Linked DNA regions of Homo sapiens: region 2 is linked to region 1. The links are chromatin contacts, found by Hi-C or POLR2A ChIA-PET in ENCODE. All regions are on one chromosome and are shown on one strand. Each heading gives the region's core, a stretch centred on a gene start or an enhancer-like site at or near the end of the contact. The rest is flanking DNA. Distances are from core to core; before and after follow the strand shown. Region 1 overlaps THADA (THADA armadillo repeat containing). Region 2 overlaps THADA (THADA armadillo repeat containing).

The links. A loop is a pair of places that touch in the nucleus more often than their neighbours do. ChIA-PET counts read pairs that join two places held with the same protein, here RNA polymerase II (POLR2A). Pooled maps may share reads with other maps.
Region 2: a pooled map shows a loop between it and region 1 (1.9-fold over the local background). The contact joins two enhancer-like sites. A Hi-C loop is called at or near these places in 5 of 168 maps with a recorded cell type or tissue (CD14-positive monocyte, aorta, ascending aorta and 1 more) and 8 of 50 pooled maps. POLR2A ChIA-PET finds 5 or more read pairs at or near these places in 5 of 52 experiments (AG04450, HepG2, MCF 10A and 2 more).

The regions. Positions count from the first base shown.
Region 1 is chr2:43,311,902-43,314,953 of GRCh38, reverse strand. All of the region lies in intron 31 of THADA (THADA armadillo repeat containing), which reads left to right. Among named protein-coding and RNA genes, the nearest start is that of LINC01126, 86 kb to the right of the region's middle. Within about 2 kb of position 1,378, at least 8 of the 41 ENCODE cell types and tissues checked have a DNase peak (open chromatin) inside an H3K27ac peak, as active enhancers do.
Region 2 is chr2:43,401,522-43,404,266 of GRCh38, reverse strand. The region is part of intron 28 of THADA (THADA armadillo repeat containing); the gene reads left to right. Among named protein-coding and RNA genes, the nearest start is that of LINC01126, 180 kb to the right of the region's middle. RefSeq lists enhancers at 1,794-1,983, 2,064-2,313. Within about 2 kb of position 1,471, at least 5 of the 41 ENCODE cell types and tissues checked have a DNase peak (open chromatin) inside an H3K27ac peak, as active enhancers do.

The DNA.
Region 1 (3,052 bases), core at 129-2,628:
GATGTGTTTTATGTAATTCAAACTTTTATCATAGTGCTTCCCAATCATTTGAGGTTTCCTCAGCCATTAACTAGGTTTTAAAATTTTCAAATCTGGGGGTTTTGTTTTGAGTTTTAAACCCACAAGGACTCTCTGTCCCCTGTGTTCTTTTTCCTCTTCTGAATCCAGCTGTCATCGTTAGTATATATCAGTTTCCTGCTGGAATGGAAAGAAAATTATAGTGTCCAGTTGTAGTTGAGGGAACAAGAAAGAAAAAGCCGAACTGCCACAAGGACTCAGAGGGCTGGGTCTCAGGCTGGGCAGCGACATGGAGACGAGAGCTTTAATTCTTATATTAAACCCATCTTAAATTATTTGCTCTCAGGTTGGAAATTTTCCATTGAAATTTCTGTTTACAGAAATACTATCTAAGACTTGACTAAATATTTACCCCTTTGACAGATGGACTTTCTGTTTCTCTTATGCCCACACCCCTTAAAATTGTGTCTGTCACAGCTACTGAATTGAACATTTTCTTTTACCAAGTATTTAAACAAATACCTACCTGCACTTTCAGACTTTCATTTTAAGCTCTCTTGTTGGGTTTTATGAGCGGGTTTTTCCTTTCCTAGTCTCCATTTTATAAATTTTATGCAACTTGGTTCTTTTATAATTATGTGTATGTGTAATATATTGAAATATGACTCATGAAGAGGATTGATTAATCCTAAAGAAATGACATAGCAATCATAGATAGGAATATTTTAGGCTGATAAGGATTTGTCCATCCATACCCTTCATATAAATGATCTCAGAAGGCTGTTTTCCTACCCCTGAAATATGGATAGGATGCCCATTATACCCTCATTTTTAGGAAACATTGTTTTCAATCTCATCCTCCTTGTTTGTAGGGGGCTATAATAATAGTGGCCAACATTTATTGAGCATCTATCTCTATGCCAAGCACTGCCAAGCATTTTATGTGCATTAATGAAGAAAGTACTAATGTTCCTTCATGAGACCACAGAAACTGAGGCATAGCGAGAAGTGCCTAACATCCCATGTGTGCTAAGGTGGCAGATCCTGAGCTCTCCAGCTGCCCTCACTGTGGCCTCACGGCACAACCAGGGCCAGAGTCAGGAAACATCAGTCACTCGCTTAGGGAAGGGAGTCCGAGAACCCTCTTCGTGGACTCAACTTCCCAGGCTTCTGTCCCTGCTGCAGAATGCCCAGGCCACAGAGAAGGGACCCCCTTTTCAGGAGCTTCCACGTCACAGGCTTTTATGGGGCCTTTCTTGCTTGTGTTTCTGTTTCCCATCCTGAGGGTGTGTGGAATAATACGAGAGCCTACCCAGGACTGGAGCGTGTTATTAGAAAGAGCACGCTTGACTGCTCCCGGGCAGCCACCTGCCCTTTTTCCCTTGGAAAGTGGACCTATGGCCACTGCACAAAACACTTCCTAATACCAGGCTGCTGGTGACTACATTTTGTGGTTTCTTTGTTAGTTGATATTTATAGTTCAGATCTCATCACTCTGCCAAGTGCAATAAACATTTTGTTTTAACTGGAATATAACTTTTATTATTGTTATTATTTTTCTTTTAAATGTCTTAAAAGTGACCAGCTTGTGCAAGTGGAGTCAGAAACCCTAAATAGTCTAAATGCCAAGTCAGTGCGCTCTGTAGATCAGTGTACGATTAGAAGACAGGCTCTCATTTATTACTGCTTGTATTTATATAATGGAAGTTAGGTAACATAAGCCCCTCTGCAGGCCAGCTTAGATGTTGATGATGCTTAAATGGTAAAATCTGTGAGAAATGTTCAACAATGCCCTGTATTTGTACTGCCTAAAACATGAATAATACATATGTGACATGAATAAATAGGTCAGTGATTTTTATGACATATTAATTTCCTTTACCTAAGTTCCTGGGAAATATAGCTGAACAGTTACAGAGAATGAAAACAAACACTGGCATCTTACAAACACCTGCTTTGATTATTTAGTCTAATTAGGTTAAATTTAACTATTTCCATTTTAACAAATTGAAAACAATTCTTATCTGTTCCTCGGTCATGCACTTTATCAGTGTTGGATGCAGATGTGTTTAATATGACACAGTTGGTGCTGTTTTCTCAGCTCTGGGTGGGAAATAAAAAGGAATTGAGAACATATTTTTAGAGTCTTCTGGGGACTTTGTATTTCTGGGCCTATAGCTATGAAATTTTAAGGAGGAGGAAAAAAAAAAAAAAAAAACAGGCTTTGTTGTCAATAAATTAGTTGGTTTTCCCCAAAACACTGGAACTGTCATCTGAACTGCTGCTTGTGCCAAAATTATCTTTCCCAGGGAACAGTGAGCTTCTAAAATAACAGATGTTTCCTAGCTGTCTTTCAGAAGTCAGAATAATATAGGGTATGTTATTAGATTGCTAGGTTAACGTGGTGTTTACTCTGTTAATTCCAAACCTTGCGCTGAGTACAGAGGCCCACAATTCTTTAGAAATTTAGTTTAGAGATCATAGCAATTTAAGTGACTTACCCAAGGTTACACAGCTGGTTAGTGAAAAGGGTGAGCTTTCCTGACTCCTTATTCACCGTCCATTTCTGTGACCAAAGTTAAAGGCCTCATATAATGTGAGAGTTGTGTCTGTGGCAGAACCGTGTCATGAAACCTTCTACCCACATTTTCATCCCAGGAGTGAAATACCGTTCTAGTCAACAACTAGGGTCTCAGAACATCTGTGATTTCTTTTTTTTTTTTTTTTGCAGCTTTGTCACCCAGGCTGGAGTGCAGTGGCACAGTCATGGCTCGCTGCAGCCTCAACCTCATGGGCCCAAGTGATCCTCCTGCCTCAGCCTCCTGAGTAGCTGGGACCACAGGCGCATGCCACTATGCCAACCTAGTGGTTTTTCTGTTTTTGTTTTTAATTTTTTATTTTGTAGAGAGAGGTCTCCCTTTGTTGCCTAGGCTGGTCTCAAACTTCTGGGCTTAAGCAGCCCTCCTGCCTCGGCCTCCCAAAGTGCTGGGATTACAGGCATGAGCCACCATGACCGGCCACATCTGTGGTTTCA
Region 2 (2,745 bases), core at 222-2,721, 89 kb before region 1:
GAGCTATGATCAAACCACTGAACTCCAGCCTGAGTGACAGAGCGAGACCCTGTCTCTAAACAAAAATGTAATACCTTAGCATAGTTCAGAAGATGAAGAGGAGTTCCCCTCTTCATTACAAGAGTACAGGAGTAAAAGTACAAGAGTAAAAGGACATTACTCTAGTGAGAATGAACTGAAATGTGCAAAGGCACTAGTTGGCTTGCCAAAACATACATAGAAAAAAGATTTTTTGAAGGTAGTATAATCCAGAGCTTCAGCCTGCTGTGTGTCACCCAGCCTTTAGAGATGGCCTATTAAATAGGGTTGTCTCAACTTTGGGTTGTCAGTAGATGACCATTTCCCAGGAGCTGACAGCTGTGCTGTAGGACAAACAGACCATAATGGCATGGCTGGCATTCTTGAGTAACTTTAGTGAGAGGTTTTAGGGGGTGTGTTGGGGGTGTGGGGTCAGGGTCAGACATAGCTTTTTTGAACTCATACCAGCTCTGAAGATGCAAACCGCTTGGTTAAGTAGGGGCATCTAGAGCAAGTGGATGGTCCTTTTCATCATTGACAGAAGTTTGGGGCCTCTGTTTTGCATATGGTATAGCCTCACCTGAAAAATAAGAATCAGGGCTGGAGGTGGGCCAGGAAATGGGGAGGAACTGGGGGAATGTTAATTATGTTAATGAGGTAGGATGGAAGGGGATATTGGCTGGATCCTGAAGCCATTTGGAGACTTTGAAGCCTCTGGTTCCTGTGACATGCAGGGACTCGCCCAGTGCTACTGAGCCTTAAAGTTCCCTCAGTTCAAAAATACCTCCCCAACATTGCCTACAAAGTTTCTTTCAGCCACTCTGGCTTGTCAGATTTAAATGAGGTACCACATATAGAGCCTGGTCTTTAATAAGTGTTCAGGAGATGTTAGCTATTATCAGCATCATCTTCGTTGTTCTGCTTCACGGTCTACAAATTAGAGACTGATTGGTTCTCTAAGTTGTTCATACCTCAGTGTGATTAGGTTGAATGTTTGGAAACATTCGGCTTTTCCAAGGCTCTGGGGATTTTGAGGCAACTGCGTTGTAAAGTCTTAGAAAGACTGAATTTTGTAGGTAGACAGACCCTAATTAAAATGCAGGCTTTATGCTAGTTTTATGACCCAAAGTATGCTGGGACACCTCACTCTGTTCATCTTAAAATAAGGTTAATGACACTGACCTTGGAATGAAGATTAATGAAATAATTAAAATAGTGTATCAAAAGCACATAGCCAGTCCTGGCACATACTAGTGACTTAATCTCAGTTTCCTTCCTTTTGTCTGGGTGCCCTGAGGGGCAGTTTGGGTTCACACAGGGAAAGGCACAGGCCTGGGAAAGGACTTCTTTCTTGCCAAACCCAAGCGCTCTCTGCCTCTCCGCCGCCTCTCCCCACTTAGGCAGAGCTGGGCATGATCACCTAGACTAGTACTCCCACACACAGGAGTCACACTTACACAGCAGCAGCAGCTTGTGTTTACTTCTCATGGCCTGAGAATCATTGGCTGGTTCTTCTGTCTTCCACACTAGACTGTAGGTTGCTTGTGGCCTAGGCAGTGATTTTCTCTCCAGTTCTCTGGTACCTGACCAAGTGTGTGCTGTGCTAGGTACTCAGTAGATGTCCCTACGGATGTGTGTGGGCAGAGACAGTTTTGGTGATGTATAGCCACTTACCTTTGAAACCTTTCAGAAAAAAAGAACAGATTGTGAGAGTAGATATGAGAGGAGAACACTTAGAAAAAGCTTAGCCCCCACTCTGTTAAAGGTGGTAAAGTTAGCATGATCTCAGCAGAATGGTCCTTTTTTTGCTGAGAATAGTGCATTCTGAACTCTTCTTGGTTCCTCAAGTGTTAAGTCCAAGTGTGTATTTCACCCTCATTTGAAGATCCTTCATCTGTTGCAGAAAATTGTCTCAGCTCTGCCTCCCACTTCACTTTTCTGTGCCACTCTTCGGCTGTGAATGTCTGCATGGGTACCACCGATTTGTGATGAGCAGGCTGTATATCGCCTCTAAGCTGGTGGTTCCCTGTGAGCAGTGTTCTTCACTGCTGTGTCACATGCAGCAGAACACAAACCTGACAGCCACATCGTGTGGTCATTGATGTATGCAAAGGAGCAGCAGGAGGTTCTCCACCTGGGTCTGGGAAACTCCCCCCACAAGGGTTTTGGATGTGTGTCACGAACCTGAAACTGTGTGGGAAATTGTGTGCATATGTTCATAAATATATTCCTCTTGTGAGAGAGTCCATAGTTTACATTAGTTTCTGAAATATTTTCATGATCCTTAAAATTTTTTTTAAAAAAAAAAACAACAAAAAACCACTCATTTAGAAATTTTCCAAATATGTGTAAATTACAGTTTGTGTTTTTGTTAGCTAGGAGATATTTTTATGCTCCCTTGATTTCCAGGTGTGAGCTACAGGTTGGGTAGCCAGAGAGCTCTGGATCACAGTCTGCCGTGAGCATTGCTTACACTTAGCCCTCAGAGTTTTCACTGAATCCTTCTGAGCTTCATTTTATTTTTCTTCTGTTAATTTAGGTTTATAATGCCCTTTTGTCTACAGGAATGTTGCATAGTAAAGAGATCACAGGTGTGCAGGTGTTTTATCAACTGTCAAGTGCTGTACAATTGTGTGATGCAAGTATTCCTATTAAAAATGTATCATGTCTCAGCTGGGCATGGTGGCTCACGCCTATAATCCCAACACTTTGGGAGGCTGAGGCGAG